5 separate regions of the Mus musculus genome follow, and all the other regions are linked to region 1. A link is a loop called in an ENCODE intact Hi-C map of the cell type or tissue named here. Cell type or tissue: left cerebral cortex. All regions are shown on one strand.

The links. Peaks named below come from ENCODE experiments on the same cell type or tissue, not always from the same donor. Only the 100,000 strongest peaks of a DNase experiment are listed, where the experiment ranks them.
Region 2: it touches region 1 in a loop (5-fold over the local background); 8 of 42 quality-filtered maps call a loop at or near these places.
Region 3: a loop joins it to region 1, with 3.0 times the contacts of the local background. A loop is called at or near these places in 24 of 42 quality-filtered maps.
Region 4: it touches region 1 in a loop (2.9-fold over the local background); 17 of 42 quality-filtered maps call a loop at or near these places.
Region 5: a loop joins it to region 1, with 2.9 times the contacts of the local background. A loop is called at or near these places in 10 of 42 quality-filtered maps.

What each region holds. Positions count from the first base shown.
Region 1 is chr10:40,523,273-40,528,272 of GRCm38, forward strand. No RefSeq gene overlaps it. Among named protein-coding and RNA genes, the nearest start is that of Slc22a16, 45 kb to the right of the region's middle. In left cerebral cortex, CTCF peaks have their summits at 983 and 1,889 (motif pointing left); DNase peaks (open chromatin) are centred at 437, 1,232, 1,882, 2,721 and 1 more place; H3K27ac peaks cover 1,353 bases.
Region 2 is chr10:40,298,779-40,303,778 of GRCm38, forward strand. It overlaps Amd1 (S-adenosylmethionine decarboxylase 1), which reads right to left and starts at 3,410. Exons shown (of 8, transcript NM_009665.5): 1 at 2,971-3,410. The coding sequence starts at 3,080. In left cerebral cortex, no CTCF peak of the experiment used is centred here; DNase peaks (open chromatin) are centred at 2,071, 2,805 and 3,498; H3K4me3 peaks cover 3,129 bases; H3K27ac peaks cover 1,695 bases.
Region 3 is chr10:40,367,887-40,372,886 of GRCm38, forward strand. All of the region lies in intron 1 of Cdk19 (cyclin-dependent kinase 19), which reads left to right. Among named protein-coding and RNA genes, the nearest start is that of Cdk19, 21 kb to the left of the region's middle. In left cerebral cortex, a CTCF peak has its summit at 2,451 (motif pointing right); DNase peaks (open chromatin) are centred at 2,460, 4,161 and 4,662; H3K27ac peaks cover 1,628 bases.
Region 4 is chr10:40,347,611-40,352,610 of GRCm38, forward strand. It overlaps Cdk19 (cyclin-dependent kinase 19), which reads left to right and starts at 1,698. Exons shown (of 13, transcript NM_001168304.1): 1 at 1,698-2,111. The coding sequence starts at 1,984. In left cerebral cortex, a CTCF peak has its summit at 2,286 (motif pointing left); DNase peaks (open chromatin) are centred at 100, 1,197, 1,618 and 2,457; H3K4me3 peaks cover 3,513 bases; H3K27ac peaks cover 2,769 bases.
Region 5 is chr10:40,051,006-40,056,005 of GRCm38, forward strand. The region is part of intron 4 of Slc16a10 (solute carrier family 16 (monocarboxylic acid transporters), member 10); the gene reads right to left. Among named protein-coding and RNA genes, the nearest start is that of Mfsd4b1, 28 kb to the left of the region's middle. In left cerebral cortex, a CTCF peak has its summit at 2,459 (motif pointing right); DNase peaks (open chromatin) are centred at 2,487, 3,059 and 3,674; H3K27ac peaks cover 322 bases.

The DNA.
Region 1 (5,000 bases):
CCCCAAGTCTGTTTACAGAGAGATCCGTCTCACTGTTTACCCCTCTGCCTTTATAATTGTAAGACTTAGCTAGTAATTTTTATATGAATATCCTGGTTGGAAACCTCTATAATTTCCTTGTTTACTAGAGGAGGAGCGTTCATTAGAGCCCAGGTCCTGTAGGACAGCTTTTCCCATGGACTAAGGGGCTGAAGTCAAACATGATCTTGAAGAGCTGTCTTCCGCTTGGGTGGGCCAGTGTCCTGTCTTCCTGATGCTCGAAGATGTGGAAGCCTTGCTGTCCTTAACACAGACTTGCCCACCTCCCCCTTTGTGCGGTGAAGCTGCCGGCTGCGGCCTCTGTCTGGACCTTCGTGGTTGATGGAAGTTTGCTGTTGTCTATAATCTTCAAAATAAAACTTTGGACCAGGCCCTAATTCTGGGTTGGAAATTAGTAGAAGAAAATCTGGGCTCTGAACAAAAACCACATTTGAAAGAATATCTCCCCCTCCCCCCTTCCATTGGCTCTAAAAGCAGAGGCTGAGAACAGCTGTCCACTGTTTATTCAGGAATTTTTTTTAAACTCTAATTTCTAAACAATAGCTGTTTTCTTCTCCACTTAGAATGGTGTATTTTCTTCTTGGACCATTTAAGTCCTTAGTCCATGTGGCCATGAGGGTCTGTGACTTCTCTCTATGTCTAGGAGGAAACAAAAGACACCCCCCATCCCCCACCCCCCATGGCAATACTCCTGTGTTAGTCTCACAGATGTGTACCATCGAGTTCACTCAGTTTTGGGTCTTAAGGTCAAACTCTGATTGCTCCCTCCGAATGCCTACTTGATTTTGGCTTTAGGGATGAACCCTGCTGAACACCTTTTGGACCAACTCAACACAGGCTGACTTTGGGACACTTCACAGGAAGTTCCTGTAGGCCCAGAATCATGTGAGCACAGGCTTTGACTACCCACACTACCCTCTCTCTCCACCAGAGCTGTCCACCTCATTTTTTGAGACAGAATCTCCCTCACTGTCTTGAAACTTATGAAGTAGGTTAGGTTGGCTGGCCAGTGATCCCCAGGAATCTGCCTGTTTTGGATCCCCATTTTTACAGGAGTTCTGAGGATTGACCTCGGGGCCTCATACTTGGGTGGCAAGCATTTTACCAGCTGAGGCATCTCCTCAGTTTTCCAACTATATAAAATTTGAGAGGTACAAACATTCAGATCCCAGGAACAGGGTGGCCACCATTTGATGCTGAAGTTAGATTGTGCACATAACTGCTCTTGCATGAGGTGTTGAGCAACGGGTTCATCTGGACACACATATATTCCCCACTTGTGCTATCCACACAGCCCGAGGAGAGGAACGTAAGCCAGAGACTGGTTGCACAACAGCCACCAGCTTTTCAGCTGAATGAGTTACGAATAATAGCGCTTTCAGCTTCCATCCCCGATAGATCTGCCCCGGGGAATATGATGGAACTGAGAAAATGTTTATGAGCTAGTAAATTTTTTCTACTAATTTGCAAGGCTATAATAAACCCATGAACTTGATGGCCTGTAGCAAGCATACCAAGAATTAGGAATGGAGAACAATTTAGAGCCATAAAGCCTCTTCAGGACCTATAGGAAATGATTCCCAGAAAAGCTGATGAATTTTTAGCATTTTTAAACAGAGAATTAAGCCGCTAATTTAACCAGCTGTCGGCTAAGAACAACATTTTCCCAAATGATTTTGCGATTTTCGTTTCTCTTGCTTTAGAGAATACAATTAATTCATGTATGTAGGAAATAAAAAAATTAAGTTTAAACAATGACTGGAATACAGTGTCTCTTAAGATGTAATACAAACTTCTTCCCTTTTAAGAAGAACATTATATGCAGCCTTATTCTGCCCCCTTGTGGAAGAAAGTGTTACTACACGCAGAGGACACTGGTGCGTTTTAATTTAATAATAATCAGACACAGAAATCTTATTTAGTGTATTTTCACCCCTGTGTGAAGCAGCCACACTCTCGACAGAATAGGAAGGAAAGTCTTAAAGTATCTCAAGATTTATCTTGTTCGTATATGAAAATTAATAATGACGACGACGACGATGATGATAATAATAAAAATAGTGGTGGCACATGCCTTTAATCCCAGCACTTGGGAGGCAGAGGCAGGAGCATTTCTGAGTTCAAGGCCAGTCTGGTCTACAGAGAGAATTCCAGGATAGTCAGAGCTACACAGAGAAACCCTGTCTTGAAAAACAAAAACAAACAAACAGAGAGACATCCTGCAGGTGATCTGTAAAGAGCCCATTGTCAGAGTATGTATGCCTGGCTGTAGCCATCCTTATGACAGTCAGCAAGAATCCTGGTGTTTCGATATATGCAAATAAATAGCTGTCACAGGGACCTCCTCGTTTCTGTTTCATGTTGAGCGTACCCACTTAGAGCACAGCACTGCTAGTTACTATCATCTATAAATAACAGCAATCTTTAATCATTTTGTGAACCTGGCCGTTTCCTCACTTTATCTGATTTAATTATCTCTGAGCCCTGAGGTTATGTACGAGAGAGGGAGTAGGAAGTATTTCATCTTAGCTGCTGTTCACCTAACCAGCAAGTGAGAGCTGGGATCTGAGAGCTGGGATCTCCCAGGCCCATCAGGCTGTGGATTTCCCGTTGCACAACCCGGCTACACCCAACTTCAGGAACTAACTGTGTGCGAGATGCTGCTGCTGACCCATAGTGTGCTCCTTCCCCCTTCTGTCAGAAGCCAGGGCAAGAGAGGAACTAAAGCCATGCACAGGAAAGAATGGAGCAGACAGGGAGCCCAAGGAACATCCACAGAGAAAAGATTTTATGCAAACAGATGGTCTGCGTGATCCTGTATCCATCTTCCCCATTCAGAAAAGCCTCCTATCTGCTCTCCTTAGAGATCCCTGGGAATCTGTTTCCAGGGCCTTCACAGACCCTCAAGTTCTTTGTATTCTCGTAAGCACTTTGGTCTGCCTCCAGGTTGTTTGTAATACAGGATACAGGGTAAATGGGAGGGTCCAGGCAGCACCACTCCAGGAAAAGTGACAAGAAGCCAAATACAGTCAGAGGCAGGGTTTCCTCCTCCGTAGGTTTTCATTCTACCGTGGGGTCCATGTACAGACAGGGCAGGGTAACTGTGCTTCTCTTCATCGTTACATTACTGCTTTTTGGCTTCGACTGTGGGCAAGATCTGTGGCTTGCTGCTAGGCAGAATGCTGTACAGCGGATGGCTGCACCGGTGATTACATGACTGTTACATAAGAAACTGTGCCCATCTAGCTGGAGAATCTGGCTTTGTGGCATCAAGAGATCACATGTCTAGGAGCTTGATGGCAGCCATTGAGACTCCAAGCAGAGGAGCCTGGCCCATGGGAATCGGGAGATAATAAATGTGGGCTGTGTCAAGGCACAAGGCACTGATTATAACATTATCGCTCAGAAATTAACAGGCAGAGCAGTTATCTTTAAATTTTTTAGATTTGGGACTGCTGAGATGGCTCAGTAGAGGCGATTTCCCTGGTGACCTGAGTTCCATCCCCAGGACCCAAGGAGAGAACGGATTCTGCCCAATTGTCCTTTGACACACCCTCCCGTCACACACACCAATAATTATACATTTTTAAAAGTTACAGACTTATAAAATCTGACTCTTGTGTTTAAGTCACTGGCTGCTTTCTAGTTAATCTTTACAGACAATGTGAGGATGGGAGGCAAGATTCTCTCTTCCTCCTCCTCTTCCTCCTTCTCTTTTGAAACAGTGAATCTCTATGTAGTCCTGTCCAGTCACTCCAATCCGGCCCCCAAAAGTTCCGGACTACTCTTGGTGCAGATCTATCACAGCTTTCTTTTGCCCTGTGGTCCCTAGCTGAAAGCCATCAGTGACTTCCCACCTTTAGCTTCCTCAGTCCTGAGTCACTTGTCCCCAGGACTGGCAATTTCCTGGGACACACACCACACTCTGAGAGGTCAGAGGAAGATCCTGTTTAGACTAGGTGAGAGGTGAGCCATCATTCTTTGTGGGTAACAGCGCCTCTCTGTAAGTGTGCCATGGTCTTCCCAGGGAGTTCTGGTCTCTCTAAAAAAAATGTAAGGTTTGGCTGCACACTTCAGTCTGAATGTTACAACTTCAGGTAATTTCAGGTAGACTTTCCAGTTACTCTTTAGAAAGTGATGCCGGGGAAGGTAGTCCACAACACTGCTAGTACAGCGAGTACAAATATTGCTACCATCTTCTTCCCAGGACAGCTGAGTTCTAGATTCTTCTGAAGGCTACAGAAGTCTATCTGCAGTGCAGTCGCAGGACACAGGACTGCCTTGTCCTGAGTGGCAGGGAAAATCGAGGAATGTTGAGGGACAAGGACCCTGCCCCCTCAGCAACATTTTCTGAGTACCTTCTGTATGTGGGTGTGGTTTCTATGAGTTCAGAACCCACTTCCGGTGGGGGCTTCCAGGCTGCAGAAGAAAAGCGGGACATCGGACATGGTATTGCCCTGGGGCAGCTTTGTGCAGAAGGTTGCTATGAACACAGGAAGTGCTGCTGACACACAGTTGCCCTTGCAGAGAGGACTGAAGGCACACGTGAGCAGGCGACCAGCACATTCTTTCAGAGTTAATAAAGTGGCTAGAAAAAACGAGGTCTCCCACATTTTGTATTTCTGTAAAGAAAAAAGGTGATAGTGTGGATCATTTTACAACTGTTTGGGACACTTTTTGTTAAAATAAAAGTTACAGTATATGCGTATGCACCCTGCTCTTATGCAGTTCTGTTTTACCAGCCAGCAGCACAGACCCAATAGGAAAATTTTAAGTTGGTAATGTATTTTTTAAATGGCTGATAAAAACAATAATTAAAAGGGTAGGGCTCAAGGGCTGGGGCAGGGGGTGGTAAGGTACTTGATCTTCAAGCACAAGGACAGGAGTTCTAATGCCCACTACTCATGTAAAAGCTGGGTGTAGCTATGTGGGTCTGTAACTGCAGCCCCTGGCATTGACAG
Region 2 (5,000 bases), 220 kb before region 1:
TTCTGGGTTCAAGATCTCACTATGTAGCACCTGAGTGGCTTGAAACTCACTTGTACACAAGCATGGCCCCTGCCCCCTCACCCCCACCCCTCCCAGTGCCAGGATTAAGTGTGCCATCAATTCCTAACGACCTCCCTCCCCATTAGTAGATTTGCAGTTTGGGGACTAACACAAAACTGCCATTAAAATTCTCAAGTCGATATAATCAATTAGATCTTAAAACTACCAGGCCTGGTAACCTTGTGAAGATGTGGAAAGCAATGGCTATTTCTTTTTTTTTTTCCTTTTTTTTTTATTAGGTATTTTCCTCATTTACATTTCCCATGTTATCCCAAAAGTCCCCCATACCCCCCCCCCATTCCCACTTTTTGGCCCTGGTGGTGTTCCCCTGTACTGGGGCATATAAAGTTTGCAAGTCCAATGGGCCGCTCTTTCCAGTGATGGCCGACTAGGCCATCTTTTGATACATATACAGCTAGAGTCAAGAGCTCCGGGGTACTGGTTAGTTCATAATGTTGTTCCACTTATAGGGTTGCAGATCCCTTTAGCTCCTTGGGTATTTTCTCTAGCTCATCCATTGGGGGCCCTGTGATCCATCCAATAGCTGACTGTGAGCATCCACTTATGTGTTTGCTAGGCCCCGGGCAATGGCTATTTCTAAAGTTACCCTTTGACTCTCTTCTGTAGGCTTATGTTGAATAGGCTTCAAACATAGTTTCTTTAACTGCCCATCTGTCTTTAGACAGGGTTTCTCTGTATAGCCCTGGCTGTCCTGGAACTCACTCCTGTAGACCGGGATGGCCTCGAACTTAGGAATCGGCCTGCCTCTGCCTCCCGAGTGCTGGGATTAAAGGTGTGCACCACCACTGCCCAGCATTAGAATTGCTTCCTGACAGCTTTAATACCTAGTGTTTTTATATTACTGTTATTTTCCCCAGCCTTGACTGCTGTTAATACTATAAATATCAGTTTATTTCATCTTATTAGCCCATGGTTATTCTTTCCATTTCAGGAAAGATGCAGGTCCCCTACAAACCTCCCTGTTAGCACTGACTCGTGATTTATCCACCTGCTGTCTCTCAGACACTTATTTAAAGTTCATAACAACCAGTGCACCCTCAGCTGGATGGCCACTGAAAAAGCACTGAATTTTTTTCAGTTCTTTCGAACAGATTTCAGCTCTACTTGATATATAACAGTCACACACACACACACAAATCAGTTTCTGGTTACACAAAGTAAAGGTTTTTAAACATTTAATAAAAGCACAGGTCGGTGGCAAAGCAGAGGCAAGTGGATCAGGTCAGCCATGGCTACACAGAAAAGTCCTGTGTAGAAAAAAAATAGCCTACCTTTTTAAAAAGGCCCATCTTTCCTCTACTCAGGAGCCACTTTAATCAATATATTTTAGCATTAATATATATTATTATTTTAGCCTATGGCTATTTTGCCTATACGTGCCCCACAGATGTGCAGGGTCCTCAGGAGTCAGAAGTGGGCGTCAGATCCCCCGGAATCGGAGTTAGATGGTTGTGAGCTGCAATGTGGGTGCTGAGAATTAAATCCGGGTCCCCTGGACAACTAACTATCTAGTATCTAGGACCCTTAACCTCTGATCTATTTTTAGAATCCCACTCTGGTACTTCCAACTAAGTTGAGAACGAAAATCTTCTCTTTATCAACAAGAAATGTTTTTTGTAATTTCCTTGCGTACCCCTCTTTCAGGTCGTACCAAGATTTTCTAGGAAATAATCCTGGAAGCACCAGCTTTCCGAGACGCCTATCACAATCAGCTTTCCATATCTGTAAAAGAGGTAAGCTTCTCTATGCTTACTATGAGAAAACGTCAAGGGTTTGTAACTGAAAATGGCACACACTTCACATGAGGATCGAAAACTGAGACCTTAGCACTTCGGGTACATTTTTTTCCCTACAATGGAAACGTCTGCAGCAACTAGTAGGAACTGCGTTTCCCAGTGTGCCTTAAAGTCTCGGCAGCACGTGGCCGCTGGGATTCTCTTCTCGCTTTTTGTCAGAGGACGGTTGCACCGCGCAGCCAACATTCCTAAAACGCCCATTGGTCCACACCCTGGGGCCAGGCTCCGGAGGGGCCCAGGAGCTCATTGGTCCGCCTCTCAATGAACCGGACCACGCCGGTTCCTCCGCCACTCTAGTCCCATTAGTGCGCTTCGGAGCACGGCGGAGCCCGGGTACCGGCCACCAAAGCGGGAGGCTGGTGTCACCGCCGCCGGGTCCATGCATCCTCAGTGTCATCCGCGCTTCAATGCTCGACTCTCCCAGCGAGGTCACTAGCAACTCTCCGCACCACCTCCCGTGTCGGGTGTGAGCAGGGGGCCCGCAGGTCTCCTTTGCTCCAGCTTAAGGCATTAAGTAAAATAGATCTTCGGGCTGACAGGCTTGTACCCCGGGAAGCAGGCAAACCCTCCAGCACCCCGCTGCGCTCTCCCGGACTTCGCCTCCGTAACAGGTTACACAGCCCAAGGTCAGGAGCCTCCCGGGCAAAGCCCGCGGAGGGTCCCGAGGCGCCCCGCTCTGCTGCAGGGCACGTCCGGGCGTCGGCGGGGCCCGGCACTGCGACACGGCCGCTCCCGCCCAATCCCGCCGCCCGAGCGAGCGCCACGCGCGGCCGCCTACCCCGCGGCGGGAGGCCTGCTGGTCGCCCCGCGGCCCAGGCCCACCCAGCTCGTGCTCCGCCCGCCCCTCACCCAGCCACACCTGCCGGAGGGCCGCGTGCCCCCCGCCGGAGCCCGTCAGCCCAGCCCCGCCGTCCGCCGGGGACGTTACCTGAGCACGCGGCCGCGCCGGCCTCCTCCCCTCCCCCAGGCGGCGCAGGCGGCCCCGCAACGGCGGCGGGAGAAGCCAGTTCCCGCCCGCCGACCTGGCCCCACCTGAGGCCGCGACTCGTGCCTCGCAGTCGGCGGCGAGCCGCCCTCAGGCCCAGGCACCCACCTTGGGATGGTACGAAGATCCCCAGATCCCTGGCTTGCGTCGGACTGCTGTCTGGAAAACCAGACCTCCAGCAGTTTCTCCGTCCCTTCGAAAAAATGTGCAGCTTCCATCACCGTGAGACTAGCGAACAACCAACAACCACAGAAAATCAACTAAATTAAATCTCTTCTCCCGCCGCTCCTGCCGCCGCTGCGGATTGTTCCAGCTGTGTTACTAAAGTTCAGGTTCCTTTTTTTTTTTTTTTTGCTATAATTTTATATTAACTTTTTTTTAAAAAAAGGACTAATAAAATTTTCCCGGCTATTTTCGTGAGCGAAAGTTGAACGTGAGTCTGTTGGAAATAGAGGCAGATACAGTTCAGTCTCTTGTAGTCCGCTGCTTTCCCGTTAGGAGAGTTGAGCGAGCGCTAGCTAATGTCGCCGGCCATACTGTGTAAGCGAGGGTTCTGCGTGAGCGCAGACCTTATATAAGCATCCTCCCCGACAGGCCAGGAAGTGACGCCATCGCCCCGCCCTCAGGGCCTCATAGGGACCGCTTCGTGTCAGTCAAACGTCGCCGAACGCCGGCTGGCTGGCGGTGGGCCCACGGGGAGTGCAGGGGACTACCAGCTTGGTTGCAGATGGAGCTGCCGCTGTCCCTTGAGCGGGAGACCGCTCTGTTGTCCGGCTGGGGACTTGGGAATCTGGGATTACTTGTGGAGCTGGTGGGGAGAGCGGGAGACAGGCGAGGCTGTCCCACGCTGCACACAGCTGGTTAGCAGAAAACAGGAGGGAGTCTGGAGGGGTGTCGCGGGGCTCGGCGGGGGCGGTGGCCACTGCTGGGTTGGCGTAGTGCTTTGATCCTGTGCGGTTTCTCGTTTCAAGCCGAGGTGGTTTTTGGCTTTTTAAAAAAAATTTTTTTAAACCATTTTTTCACGTGTTTCCACGAGACGAACGCAGCCTAGGCAATAAAATTGTCAGTGACGTACGTGTGGCCCGGGGTCGGATTGGAATGCGCTTTAATTCTGCTTGTGCTTTATCTGATGTGGGAATGAAGGCAGTTCTCCACGGGTTTACACAATAGCCAGAAGCGTCGTCTTCCTATTTCAAAAGAGAAAAGAGAAAAGCAACGTGGCGCCCAGCCTTGGAGGGCTCCGGCGCTATCTACCCCCCACCGTGTGCCTAGCCTAGCTTAGGAGTTGGCCGCCTTCCAGCAGACACCTATCAACCCGTACTCCATTAGGTCAACTGGTGGATATTTAGTTTGCAAAACTTCCTAGGAACTAGCTTTATTAAGTATAATACGAGGTTATTTGATATTTTTCTTAGGCTATTCTTAAAGGGGTGAACTAATTGAAAGTATTCCTCACAACCACCAGTACCACGCAAATTTACAAATTTGCCTAAAATTGCCTAAATGCCTAAAAAGGATCTTCGCGAGTATATAATAATAATGTAAATGGGTAGCAAAGAGTTTTCACTAATGATAATCTAAAGTATAAATTAGGGGTCAAATCCAAGTAGGATTTTGTTTTGTTTTTTTTTTCTTCTGCTATCTTCCTTTATTTATATTTGCAGTATGAAACACAAGCTCTGCACACATACTTGCACACTCACACCAGCCTGGGGGAGGGAGCTGGGACAAGGCCACTTTCTTTCTTTCTTTTTTTTTTTTTAATCTTAAGAAGCAAAAGATGTTAACAAAGTTATTAGTTACTTGGAAACACTGGGGGAAAGTCACCAAGCTCATAAAATTAAAAATGATTATAGTCACAAGACAAAGGGACCGTCTCCTATTATCCCTAGAGAAATCCACTGCAACTGTTGAAATTTGATTCATACATACCCTGAAGACGAGCTCTTGTCTTACAAGAGCATGGATTCACATGTCTCTATGAAATTTGTTGAGAAAGAACCCGTGTGATGAGGTAGATACGTATATTGCTTTTGCCATGTTTTTAAAAGCATCCAACTCAAACTAGGGATAAGGACAAAATTTAATAAATGCTACTTAGTCTATTATAATAGTAATTCAAGGAGGATGCGGTTATA
Region 3 (5,000 bases), 160 kb before region 1:
TTCTTTTCTGTGGGTTTTGTTTAGTTTGGTTTGGTTTGGTTTTTTGAGATGGGGTTTCTCAATGCAGCCATAGCTGTCCTGGAACTCACTCTATAGACCTTGCTGACCTCGAACTCAGAGATTTGCCTGCCTCTGCTTCTTGAGGACTGGGACTAAAAGTGTGGTCCACTACCATGGACTTTTCTTCTGTTTCTGTTTTTCATGATTGGAACTAGGGAATGATACCTAACTTAAAAGAAACTTTGCTAAGGTACATGTAGGTTTTTAAGTTTTTTTATGATTGTATTTTTTAAATAGTAGACAAAACTGAAGTAAAGCCAACCATATGCTTTAAAAAGCAGCTGGCTTGATAAAGAAGATAGAGGGCCATGGGAGAGGGGATGGTCTTGCTATTTTCAGATTTAGTGTTACACTGTTTTACTTGGGAAGACAGATCTGTAACAGTTGAAAGAAGCCTGGGCTGCACTGTGTCCGCCATTCCCATAGCACCTCCTGAGTGGTGCCTCGAATGCAGGCTCCTGTTTTATCCTGCAGAAACCCAGCTGCTCTGATGAGAAGAATGGGCTCATATTGAGGAGGGGTAGGTAGTGATGGGGCTGTGGGCTCCACTGGGAACAGTGTGCTGCAAGGTGAGACAGGAAAGACTTCATTCACTGGAACTAGCATAGTCCATACAGTTTAGAAACAAACAAGTCTTACAGTGTATATAGAAGAATAAAAACAAATACAGTTCTTTTAAAACACACCAGCAGTGTCATTTATAAGTACTCAGAATGGAGGTTGGCAATACAACCCCAGATGTAACAATGTAGGCCTGGCTGGTAGAGAATGAGAATAATGCATTCCAGATGGAGTAGATTCCAGTAGTTTCCAGGATGGGGATAGACATGTATCCCATGCTCTCCACCCCCAGTTTTACGAGGAATATATGTTACAAAAAAGAAACAATTAAAAATGTTTTAAGTGCCTCTGCTCCCTTTTCCTAGAGATGGCCACTGCCAAGTGGCTGTAATGGCCTCACAGAGGGCAGCTTCATGGACAATTTTCTAACCATGTGGGGCAGAGGGCAGAGGGTATGTGAGCCAGAGCAGGAGCCTAGAGAGAGAGAGAGTGATGAGAAATGCTGAATTTCTGGTCCCTTGTGATAGCTGTGGGGTAGACAGGACAGGGCTAAAAGAAAGGACAAGAAGATGGTTAGGGGCAGAGTTCTGTGACTAGATGGAGGGGGACAGAAGTGTGGCCAGAACCAGAGACCTGAACCAGATCGGGACGTGCTGGGCAAGGTTTGGGTAGACAGGATTGAAATGTAACTATTTTTAAAATTTATATTTTGGTCGTAAGTTGCTGTATTTAGTTTTCTTATTGTTGTTACTTTTTCTTTCTTTTTTTTCCTTTTTAAAAAAAGATTTATTTATTTATTTTATGTACGTGAGTACACTGTAGCTGTATTCAGACACACCAGAAGAGGGCATCAGATCCCATTACAGATGATTGTGGTCACTAGGTGGTCGCTGGGAATTGAACTCAAGACCTCTGGAAGAGCAGTCAGTAGTCTTGAACCACTGAGCCATCTCTCCAGCCCTTTTTCTTTTTTTCAAAGCAGAGTCTCACTATATATCCTTGAATGTTGTCTTAGTAAGGGTTTCTATTCCTGGACAACCAGGAAGCAAGTTGGGGAGGAAAGGGTTTATTCAGCTTACACTTTCCACATTGCTGTTAATCACCAAAGGAAGTCAGGACTGGAACTCAAGTAGATCAGAAAGCAGGAGCTGATGCAGAGGCCATGGAGGGATGTTACTTACTGTCTTGCTTCCCCTGGCCTGCTCAGCCTGCTCTTACATAGAACCAAGACTACCAGCCCAGAGATGGCACCGCCCACAAGGGGACCTCCCCCCCTTGATCATTAATTGAGAAAATGCCTTACAGCTGGATCTTGTGGAGGCATTTCCCCAACTGAAGCTCCTTTCTCTGTGATAACTCCAGCCTGTGTCAAGGTGACACAAAACTAGCTGGTACAAATATCCTGGAACTCACTTGGTATGTGTTGATCAGGCTGGCTTACAACACAGAGATCTGCCTCTGCCTCCAGAGTGCTGGATTAAATGCATGAGCCTCCTCACCCTGCTCTTTTTGGTTGATAAGAGCTGTCATGATAGGTGTGAGGTAATATCATTGTATTGAGGATTTTGTTTGTTTTGAGATAGAGTCCTGCTAAGTAGCTGAGGCTGGTCTTGAACTAGCAATCCATTTGCCTCTGCCTCCAGATGTTGGAATTTCAGGCTTGTGCTACCATGTCAGCTTGAGTTTTGGTTTTGGTTTTTATTTTTTTAAATGTGTGTGTGCTCATATACATGTGTGTGTATGTGCCACAGGCATGTATATTGGTCAGAAGACAACTTGCAGGATTCAGGGATTAAACTCAGGTTAGAAAGGTTTGGTGACAGAGGACATTGTTGCTGTCTTCAGAGACACCAGAAGAGGGCATCAGATCCCATTACAGATAGTTCTGAGTCACCATGTGGTTGTTGGGAATTGAACCCAGGACCTCTGGAAGAGCAGTCAGTGCTCTTAACTGCTGAGCCATCTCTCAAGCCTGACAAAGAGCTTTTATGTGCTCATCTTACTGGCCTCTTTTTTTCTTTTAGGATTAGAAAATGTGTGCAGGCTGGACGGTGGTGGCACACTCCTTTAATCTCAGCACTCTGAAGGCAGAGGCAGGCAGATTGCTGAGTTCGAGGCCAGCTTGGTCTACAAGTGAGTTCCAGGACAGCTAGGGATATACAAAGAAACCCTGTCTCGAAAACAAAGAAAAAAATGTTTGTAGTATAATTAAATGTCAGTAGGTTTAAGAGTCAAAATCATAAAACTTTAGGGATTTTATAATATTGTGTTGTACACGTCACTAATTTTTTTTTTTTTTTTTTTTAAATAAGGTTTCACTATATCTCTCTGTGGTCTGGAACTCACCTTTTAGACCAGACTGGTTTCCAGCTTACAGCATTGCTTGTCTCCTTCTCTGGAGCACTAGGACTAAGGGTGTGCAGCACCGTACTTAGAGGGAGTTGTTTTAAGACAGTGCGTTGTTCCTTTTTTCCCTGTTACATGGTGAGACTTGGAAACATTATTACATAAAGGATCGTATTCTTCTAATAGCTAGCAAGTAGATCTTGAAGGTTTTTTCCTCTTGGTTTTTGGAGACACTTTCTCACTGTGTAGCTAGACTGGTCTTGAATGTAAAGCTAGCTTCCTGCCTTCACCTCAATTCTCAGATTACTACCCAGTTTATCTCGAAGGGTTTTAAAAAATGCCTGTTATTAGAGAAGAGCGAGGCATAAGGTTACAGATCTAATTCTTTTACCTGATTAAACGTTTACTATTTCATAGGAATGGTTTCTGAAAGGTGTGTTTCATGGTTATTTTCATTTTACAGTATTGGAACAGATTCATTTCCACCAGCCTGCCTAGTGTGCGTTACTCATTTCAGCATTACCTCAGAATTCAATCTTGCTGTTGGAATAGCTTTAGCTTTACAGTCTAGCCCCACGCCCTTTTTTCTCTGCATCTGTTCCCTTCCAGGTGCATTTTAAATAGTTTCCCCCATCTATGTTCAATAATTTCTGGTTCTTAAGAGAGTGGGCCCTGAACTATAGGACTCACGCTTCATATTTTGTGAGGTTTATTTTTCTGTTTACTATCTTCCATTTTCCACATACATGTATTGGTTCTCTTACAGACTTGGAAAACAGTTGTTAGTTTCAGTTCATATGAGTGCACACTTCTGTGGTCTGTTTCCCAGTAGTCGAGGAGCATACGTGTTTTCCTGTTTTTGAAGTGTATGTAGTAAAAGTCAAGCACTCAAGCTCAGTTAGCATTTGAGTTTTAATTTTGTTTTTCATAATTGGTTGCAAAATATATGATGACCTGTGATACTTTATTGATTTTCTTGTTGTCTGATCTAAAGTCTGATTTCTTTGGCAGATATGTAGACTTACATCGGCATTTGACATTTTATGTTTTGGGCAGTGGAACTTTAAATATACATAAACTCTGCTGTTTGCCTCTGTTGTGTTTGGAGGTCCCAGGATGGCTTTGTGTGTGGTCCTCACGTGATGGAGGTTGCAGACTTCTCAGCTGAGAGTGAAGAGGGTGTTGCCTTCTGGTGTCATTGTGTGTGCTGGGGTGGGATGTATCAAGAGACAGCTTTCTGTGTTACCACGCAGCAGTTAAAACGATATCACAGATGCATCACTTTGATCACATTTATGATGCATTTTTATTCGTTATTACTAAAACCTGTAAAAGAAAAAAAAAAGAAAGAAAGACGTTGGAGCTGCTGAGCTAGCTGCTCAGTGGATGCGACATTTGGTGCCAGTAAGCCTGTTGCGTTCTAATCCCTGGGACCCGTGCAGTGGCAGGAGAGAAACGGCTTCTGCAGTGGGCCTTTGTGTGCTTGCTTGTGTGCACACCCACAGACCAGTGTAACAGAAATCAGAAAGCCATAGAGAGCTAGAGAGTGACTTTCACTTGCTCTGACATTAAGATTGGGAGTAACTCATAAAAGAGAACACTGGTATATTGTATAGTATGACTGTGCCATTTCTCAGACTTAGCTGCACTGTGGTTTCTTCTGGGAACTTGTCCAAGTCATTATTCATGTTGTATTCTTCCCTACTGCTCCTTTTACTGAAAGATTGCTTCACAATAAATAGAGAGGCAGCCTAATCCATGACTCATGACTGGAGGATAGACATTCTTGTGTTAGGTTCCGTGTGCCAGAAACGTTAGTCTCCAATATGCTAATTACCGCTCTTCCCAACTTGTTAATATGCTCTTCTCAAGTTTGTGCTTGTTTTAGTAGAGAAACAAACACATCCCACATACTTGTAAAATACATTTTTATAGAGGTTTTTTTAATGAGTTGCTTTTAAAGAAAATAATGAGATTAGGATCAGAAAATCTGATATACCTTTCTTGGGCAATGTTTCTTTGACCAAAAAAAG
Region 4 (5,000 bases), 180 kb before region 1:
TCGTGAAGAACTTACTACTTACAGAACAGTGAAACATAAAACCAACGAGCATGACTCACAGTTTGACACCTCCTTATTTGCTTGTCTTATCCATTCCTTCTTTCTAGCTTAATCTTGCAGGACTCAAACTGGTTGCTTTCTCCTAATGTATCATTTTGTGACCGGGGCGCAGGCTGTCCTGCCTGCAGCTTTATGGTCTCTGTTCTCTCACTTCCTCAAGGCCCTGTTCGTTCTTTACATTTAAGCTCATGGTGCTTTCTTCATGACGGCTACCCACCTAGCCTAACAGTCATCCTGCCGATTTTATCACTGTGCCTTGTGCCTTACAGTTCATATTATAGATGTACGCACGGGAGTCCTACACAATGAAATCGAAAGGCCTGATGATTGAAGCTCATGACATACAGAGAGGAACAAGAATTGGAAGTTTTAGTAGGTATTGGAGATAAATGAAGGAGAGGGAAGGAAATAAAGAGGAAATAACAAGTCGATTCTTTGTTTAGATGGTCTCCCCAGCAATAATGTTGTCTATGGATAGCTTAGCTGCCTTTTTGACACAGACACCTTATCAAATTTCCCTTTTAAATTTAATCTTGTTATAAAATGCTGCCTTTTATTTTAGGTAGTGGAAGAGAGCTGAAACGCGCGTGTCGAATGGATCTCAATTTCTTTTCGGTTTAAAAGCCATCAATATGCAGTGGGTCACATTTTTAGTAAGGCACTTTCTAAGTTCTTACAGTACTACTTTGAGGTGATGGGTTCTGAGCCTCAGACACCATAACGAATCAACGTCATGAGCAAGATAAATACCTTAAACCCCTAGGTGAGCCTCGCCATTACTGTAAAACACGCTTTACTACCCAGCAAAAACGATTGTTTTTAAAACGCTGCATTTTTGCAATCTTCCAAGCGCTTTAATTGTTCTCAGACAGATGGCTAAAGCTAGGCTACCGCACCCGCATATGTTAGGATAAAACCGACTAGAGCGCCAAGAAAAAGATGATTGGCTGTGGGCCGTAGAAGTTACACGGTTCCCCTAGCAAGAGCTGGGAAACCGCTGAATCTTCAGGTTTTGAAATACGGTTTTTGCATCGTAAAGAAAGAAGATTAACCTATCAGGAAGAACCGAGCACATCCAATTACCAATCAAGAGCGGGAAAACAGCCAAAGCCGGAGATAACCAGGCACCAAAGCGGACGTCACTCTTCAGTCTCTGCCAATAAGCCGAGGCAAGGGGCGGGGCAACCAGAGGATCAATTGCCCAAGAAAACAAACAATGTGTAGTACAACTGTCTAAACCCCAGTCCTAAGCTCCGGATGCGCCGGAATGAGCTCTAGAGCAAGGCTCTCGTGAGGTGCTTCCCGCTTTTCTAGCCTAATGACAGTCAGGGCCGGGTATCTACTTCCTAGCTCAGCAAAGGTGTCCTTCCCGCCAGCTCCCACGGGCTCGCAAAAATCCCGCTGCAACTTTGCGCTACAGTTTACAGGAACAGCAGTCGCGCGCTGAGGGGGTGGGGCGGCGGCAGAGCGCAGGCGTACATGCCTTGTGGAGGCGTGGCCCAAAAGGCCCCAGGAACTCTGGGAACTGTATTCCCCGCTCCCGAGGAGGTAGCACAACTCACGAGCCCTCTTGAACTACATTTCCCAGAATGGCTCGCGACCTTGGGGCGGGACGCTTGGTTCCTTAATGAGTTCGAGAAAGCCGCGGCGCGGCCCACCAGGTTCCAAAACAAGGAAATGAAGGGAGGAGGCGGGACTGTAGATGCCTGCGGGAGCCGCCGCCGCCGCCGCGGAGGAGGAGGAGGCGGAGGAGGTGGCTGCCGCGGCCGCCGAGGAGTCCCTTGCTGAAGGCGGACCGCGGAGCGGCGGGCGGCGCGCGCGCGCCCGAGCGACGGCTGTTGGAGAAGTGGAGCGGCGGCGGTGGAGGAGGGACTGAGTGGCGGCGGCCCCCGCGTCCCGGTTTCTCTATGGGGGAAGCAGACAATGGATTATGATTTCAAGGCGAAGCTGGCGGCGGAGCGGGAGCGGGTGGAGGATCTGTTTGAGTACGAAGGGTGCAAAGTGGGACGCGGCACCTACGGGCATGTCTACAAGGCGAGGCGGAAAGATGGGTAAGAGCGCGAGCGGGGAGTGGGCTCGTCCCGTCCCCTCCGCTGCGGAGCCCCGGAGGGCTGGGTGGGTCGGAGCTCCCGGGACGAGGCGGCGTGGGTCGCAGAGCGACGTCCCGGGGCTAACTCGGAGGCACTGGTGCTGCCGCCCCCCGCTGGCCGGTCGCGCCCCTCGAAGTCGTACGGCGCAGCCCCGTCGGGGGCGTCGGTCCCGCCTGGAGTCGCGGCTGCGTGATTAACAGCGGGCGGCGGGTGGAGACCGCGCCTGGAGGTGGAGTTTAGGGGTCTGGTCCCCGGGGACCCTCCGGAGGGCTTGGCTGAAGAGTTACCGGTTTGGCCCTGTGCTGGTGACGGTAGTGGTGGAACTTCCAATCGGCGCAGCGCCTTCCCGGGGCGGCGGTTTGAAAGCTCGCGGGGGCGCCTCCTGTCTGGTGGCGCAGCGCTTGGGGTCCTGGCTGGCCCCTTGGGTCTGACTTCCTTGCCAACCCAGACTTCATCTCTGATGTTTACCTGGGGACTTCCCGATCCTGCTCCCGATTCCCACATTTTAATATTCTGAATTCAGCACTCTGAAGGTGGACCCTGGAGAGAGATAAATTGTATATTACAAGATTTAAGTGTTCTCTGGTTGCTTATCTTTCCTGCCTCTTGGCTATCTTAGGTATAAGATATATCTTGGCTATCTAATTCCCCCCAACCCCCTTTAAGATAGGGTATCTGTGCGCCCTGCTTGGCCTGGAACGGAGAGATTCGCCTGCCTCTGCTAATCAGGTACTATCATTAAAGGCGTATGCCACCAAACCTGGTCCATTTCTCTTTTCTTCAGGAAGAAATCTTGATTTCTTCAAGTTCTTAGCCTCTGTCAAATGGCTGTGAGCTTTGGTAGTGTTTATTGAGAACCTAGACCACCAAGAACAGAAAACGGAGTGACAGGCTTGAGCCTGGATTGCCGTTTCCTTAGTTGAGGGGATCTGTAGGAATCTCTTGGGAAGTCTTTATGGATTGTTATATCAGTAAAAGACAAGTTGATAAAGCATCGAGAATGTCCCCTTCGGGCCGGTGGTCAGACTGGCTTGTAAGAGCTGGCCCGGTGGAACCAAACTTCAGGCCTGGGAATGGTGAGTTTAAAGCCAGTTGTCACCTTGGCTCCTTTCTGGAAGGAATTCCTTTCCCTTAGGTTCTGTAACTTAGACTCAAACGATTGTCAGACTATACAAAAGGGAGACTTAAGGATTGTGATGGGGCATTTTTGATAAGCCGGATTATCACCATACCTCAGATTTAAAGTGCTCCTTGGGGCCCCTCCTTCCCAGTGCTGTGATTTGATAATGTTGGTGAGGCGCTCCCGCATCAAAGTAAGCAGTGCTCGAGCTACTTTTCTAAGAAGAAAGCCAGAGCACAGTCGTACCAAGTGTCTCATACTCAGTACCTGGAAAGTTACAGGTACTGTCCAGAACTCAAGGATGATGGTTAATCGCTATTGCAGGTAGACCTGTCTAGGCCAAGCTACTCAGTTGTCTGAGCTGTTTCTTTTAATTACCACATGTCCTCGAGTGCACACCAGGGGCTGGAGGGTACTGTAATTGACTTGCACTCTGTTTTTGGCATAGCCACTCTCCTGATTAAATTGATATTCCAGTGGGACTCTTCACAGGGCTGTTTGGGGAAAGCAAATCCAGTGCTGTCATTTGGACACTGTGGTTCCATTGTTGGGCTGGATTTTCCCGTATCCCCAGGGACTGTGCTAACGTTGTGATACATGTCATCTAGAATACACAAAGTTTTCATTAAAAATATCTTAAAATATTTTCATTTGCCCTGAGTCTTTGAGAACTTTAACAATTCTGTTTCTGAGTCACATAGACTAGATGGGATTACAACAGAAACAGTTTCCGCTTCTTAGTTTTCACTATATAATAAGGATATTGATTAAAATACACTTATTCTATGAGTGAAATTGGTAAAGTAGAGTACATAAAATAAGGTCAGTTTTTGTATTTTCAAAGTAGAATTAAAACAAAACAAAACAAAACAAAAAACCAAAACACTTAGAGCTAGAGGCAGGCATAGATGGATCTCTGAGTTGGAGGCTAGCCTGGTCTACAGATGGAGTTCCAGGCCAGCCATGGCTACACAGAGAAGCCCTGTTTCAAAAACACCAACAAAACAAAATAAACCAACCAACAAAAAACCACTTAGAATATGAAAATATATTTTCAGACCATTATATCACATGTTCAGACCACTATATCGCATGTAAGACAATCCATGATAGGTTTTATTTATTGATTTTCTTGGGTTAAGAGTCTGGTTCAGATTCCTGGGTTTACACTAAACATTCAAGTCTCTTGTGATTTGGTAGTGGGATTAGTTTTATGTTCATTACTAATCAGCAATTTGAAAGAACAGAAGGTTTTAGTGGTAGTTCTCAAATGTGATACGGATTTGGATAGTTAAGGATTTTATCCTCTGGTCATTCTAAATTACAGTTCCCCTCTTTACATTTTATTTTGGTAAGCTCAGGAAAATGAGTGGTGCGATGCTATTTTAGGGAGCAAGAAAGATGAGGGCCTGCTAGAGAAAAATAATTCTAGTGTATATAACACTATTGCATATACATGCATACATATGTGTACACACACATAAATGTACTCTATCATATAAATAAAAATTGTCAGAACTTTAGAATAACATTACAGGTTGTTAGTTACTTCAAAATGAGATTTTCAAATGAGATTTAAAATAGGCAATACAATGCAGTGTGTATTTATAGCAGGCTAGAAATATAAGACATGTCTTGAGTTTTTCACCTTTATATATTTAATTGTTGCATAAAGATTTTCATACACAGTGGTACTAGTGATGTTTTGATCCCTTGTACATTGTATACTG
Region 5 (5,000 bases), 470 kb before region 1:
CTTGGAACTGAGAGATGGCTCAGTGGTTAAGAGCACTAGCTGCACTTCCAGAAGACCTGGGTTCTATTCCTGGGGCCCACATGGAAGTTCACAAACATCTGTAACTCCAGTTTCAGGGAATCTGATGCTCTCTCTGGCCTCTGCAGGCACCAGGCATGTTTGTGCTGCACAGGTATACATGCAGAGAAAATATACATACAGAATGAAAAAGGATAAGATTAATTTAATAAAATAAATTTGTATTCCTTTGAGGATTGAACTCCAAGGTTCTTCACACAGACAGCACTTCCTTGAGCACTTCAGAGCAATGCCTAGTTCCTTTTACCTTGTTTGTGTGTTTTTAAGTCTTTTGTTTTTAAGATTTATTTATTTATGTATATGAGTACACTGTCCACGTTGCTGTCTTCAGACACACCAGAAGAGTGCATCAGACCTCATCACAGATGGTTGTGAGACACCACATGGTTGCTGGGAGCTGAACTCAGGACCTCTGGAAGAGTAGTCAGTACTTTTAACCTCTAAGCCATCTCTCCATCCCCCTTTTACCTTATTTGTATTGAAGGAAAGTTCTCAGGAAGAAGTTGACTCCCCATCACCCCCCACCAGAAATGCCCAAGGCCAACTAACTTATTAGGACTTCAACAATGTTGGAGTTAGAATGTTACAAGTCCAGAGCCACTGTTAGCTCTTTTGTAGACATTTCCTGCCCTCCTCTATGTGTGAGCTAATATCTTTGTGACTGTCTTCAGTGTACCAATGCCACCGACCAAGTGGCTGTGAATGCCCTGAGATAGGGCGTGAGGCCTGGAGCTTCCATTTCCTCCCTTGGCTTTAATCTACCTGCCTGATGTTTCTAACACGTCTGAAAAGTGGCATGCTTTAAGAATGCTCCGCTGCGGTAAACACCTCACCAAACATCCCCACTTAGAAGCATGGAATTTGGACTAACCTAGTCTATGTTCTGGAACCACGGTCACTCATGTTTAGCTCCAGAATACATTACTCTTTTTGAGTTGAGAGCCGTGTTTTGCCTCGGCAGTAACTAAGGAGATAAGGGAGGAAAATGCTAGTTCCCTGTAGAGTTTATGTCCAAGCTGGTCAGAATGTAACTGCTGTGAGGAATAAATATTTGTCCTTTTTGTGCAGAGATTCCTGGTCACAGGAAGCACATGTCAAGGTTTGATAAATGGTCCACACAGGAGGATCAGTACTTCCTTATCATTTGCAAATAAATATCAAATATGCAGAACAAATATTGATCTGTCAATACCGGAACCTGGTTTGGAAGACAAATGAGTTTTTCATTACACAAGCTTTTTTTTTCTTCTCCTAAGCACAGCATTGTGGAGAGACAACACTGACCTATTCTCCTCAGACCCTGGGCTCCATGGGAAGCTAAGCTCCACCTGAGCGAGCATAAGCATCCTTCCAGGCAGATCCATCACTGATCTGACCAAGTCAGATTCAGTTGCTGCCCTTAACACCCTTACTTAACACAATGTTTCCAGACAGTCACAGCCTCTGGCCAGGAGGCTGCAAACCAAACCAGGCTGTGGCCACGGGAGAGGCGGCGAGGGCTGTTCATCCGGCACTGACTGACTGATGCTCCTGACGCTGAGGGCCGGCAGTGCTGTGGAGGTGCTTCCTATACAGGAGGAGAGTGAGGGAACATGGCTGACTTTCTGCACAGAACAGGCCACACAAAGCAGTGCCAGCCGAAATGAGACTGCAGGGCCTCTGATTCAGTCTGGGCAGAGTTAAGTACTTGGATTCTATCTAAACATTTGGTAAACTCCATACCCTCATGTAAAATGTTGGTGATAAGTAAATGAAAAACAGCTTAAGCAACACTGTCATTTTCAAAGGAAGAGAGAGTTTACACACGAAGCCGGACATGAACATGAGCCCTCCTACCCTCAGCCCATTCTGTACCCCACGCAGGATGAGCACAAGAGTCCAGGGCACTTGAGTCCACACATATGGACATGTTGTCCATATGAGGACTAGGAGTTTGACAAACACCTCAGTAGGCAGGAGAGGGACCATATGTAGGTAATAAAGGTGGCAAATTTCCAAGATGGCTGGCTTCTTCCTCACCTTCCAGACCGCAAGACAAGTTCAAGGCAGACCAGGACATGTTTGTGTGACAGTTGTGGGCCAATTAGCTACCAACCCTAAATTACTGAAAACTATACCAACATTCTCCAGTAAGGTAAAATCTCCAATCTTGGTTCTGAAGACATGGATAACTGCCCTTTCCCATCTTCCCACCTTCCTCCATTCCAGTCTCCTTTGCTAGGTCTAAAACCACCTAACTTTTCCCAGCTATGAGCTGTGCTAAGAACCCAGGGACCCTGTCTGTCCTGTTTGTGCCACTCTACCTGGGCTAATGTCTAAGAGCATAGGAAGTATTCAGAATTATTTTTACAAAATGAAAGCTGAAAGTCTTCAGTGCAACAGATGTCCAGAAGAGGGCATCTCGACATTAGAAAACAAACCTAACTGATCAGCAAAATGCTAGTTAAGTCTATCTACAATGAAGTATTATAAAGAGTGGAAAGACTGTCGTAAAATAAAGACTTCCATACTATTTGAGACAGAGTCTCAATCTGAAGGCCAGGCTGGCCTGGCATGGCTGGCAACCCTGCCCCATGAGTACTGGATCCAGGTGTGAGCTGCCTTGCCCAGGGTGTGTAGGGTTGGGGGTAGTATGTGCCACAGAGCACATGTGGAGACCAGGGACAACTTAGTCGAGTACTGCTCTTCCTTCTTCCTTTCCCTAAATTCTGGGCATCAGTCTCAGGCCATCAGGTTTGAGGCCCATAGCTGTACTCATGGAGCTGTTTCAAAACCCCTCCCTTTTGAGACAGGGTCTCTCTACATAGCCCTGGTTGTCCTAGAATTTACTACATAGACCAAGCCAGCCCTGAACTTGGAGATCTGCCTGCATCTGCCTCCCGAGTGCTGGAATTTGAGGCCTGCTTCACTGTGCCCAACTTGGCTCTACATTTAATAAGAGTACATAAATATGAACGAGGCCTGGATCTCACTCCCAGTACTGGTGGGAGGAGGCAGATGGCAGCCGCTGTCTCCACCTCCTTCTAGCTGTGTAACAGATGCTGGCCCATGACTGTCTGCTTGGACCCACAGCAAGGCAGACCCTGTTCCCAAGTGTTCATATCTGTAAGTGGAAGCAAAGAACTATGCCTTCCTTGAAGGGCCAGGCAAGGACTGGAGATGGTGCATGTGGAACACTCCGTTCATCATCTAGGTCATCACAGTGTTGCTAATGTAACTACTTAAACGTGTACAAGGCATTACTATAGCTGACTAAGGGAAGGTACTTTATCTGTAATGCACACCCGTGCCACGTATTTTCCTGCTCCCAGACTTCACCTTTTATGAGACTGCTCACACAACTTGTCATGATCAATCCTCCACTCCCTTTCTGGCTCTCCTTTTCCGTCCTTTGGATGTGGTTCCCTATATTCCCATTTACTCATCTGTGTGGCCACCGATGGCCTCTTACTCAGTCACTCCACTAGTTCCTGATATCCCTAGGAGCACTCTATTCCCAGATGTTTCTTACCAACCTGGTCCCTTCCTCGCAGTTCCCTGGCAGCCTGAATGCTCAAGTCCCACAGTGCTTCTACCCACCCACGAGCTCCAAGCTCAACTTGGCTGTTTTACAGGTACCATACACAAATGTGGCAAAGACAAACAGTCTGTCTTCCTTGGATTTACTGAGTTTCTAATTTCACAGGATGATGAAACCACCATTAGCCAAGCGACAGATCTCGGGTGTGGCCAGCGTAAGTGGCTCCATCGGGCACCTGCTCTCTGTACCTTTGATTTACTGCTTGATCCCAATGGCTTTCCCTTGTTTTTTTCCTATCTAGACCCCATCAGCAACTTCCAATTTACATCTGTGCAACATGTCACTGCCTCTAAATGCTGCTATAAACCCCACCCAGCTTATGTGTATTATTAGACCAACATTCGTATCTTAGTTTAGACCATTTTCACCACCCCTGAAAGAAACTATCAACTCCCCCAACCACCACCTATTTACCTTCTTAGTGATCTGCCTATTCTAGACATTTTAGATCAATGGAACCATTCAACATGTGGCCTTTTGTAACTGTCAACTCCTGCTGCTCCATTCTCCACTGCATTCTTTCCTTCCCAATTTCCATATTGATCTTCATAAAACACTGCTCATGTCAGTACCTGCCTTAAAACTCTACAGTGACTTGAGGTAGACTGACGAATAACATTCATCCCCTTTCATTTTTGTTTGTTTGGCTGTGTTTTTTGAAGTGGGGTCTTGCTGTGTAACCCCAGCTGGCTTGGAACTTGCTATGTAGAGCAGTCTGGCCTTGAACTTGTGTTGATCTTCTTGCCTATGCCCCACCCCCCACCCCCCACCCCACCCCCGCCCTGTCCCCGATGCTAGGGTTCTATGCAGCATTATGTGTGGAAGGTCATCAAGTTTCATGCCCATAAATGTCTTCTTAACCCGGCTTTACTCCAGCTATACCCTCTACTATTCTTCCTTTATGCCTTTCAAGCGCCCAGCTTCCCAGGCACACACATATACACATCTATGGACCCTGTGGTTTCCCTCCTTAGGACATTCTTTTCTTCTCTTCCTTATCTCCGTCTGTCTCCATCTAGTTACCTACTCACTTATAGAAAACCACTTTTCTGTGATGCTAGGGAACAAAGCAGGGCTGTGTGCGTGTAAGGTAAGCGCTATTACTAAGTTACATCCCAGCTCTTTAAGTAGCTCTCATGTCTTTATACTCTTTAGACCCTCACTAGTGATTCAGCTTTTTCCCAGGGAGTTGTTATCGCACTGAGCTGTAATACTGTACTATCATGTCCCCTAAGACCTTTGACTACTAACCAGGGATCACAGAATGTGCTGAGCTCTGCAACATCTAGCAAGCTGCAGAGTTCTGGTAAGAAAGACTCAAGTCAACTACAAGCTGACCGTC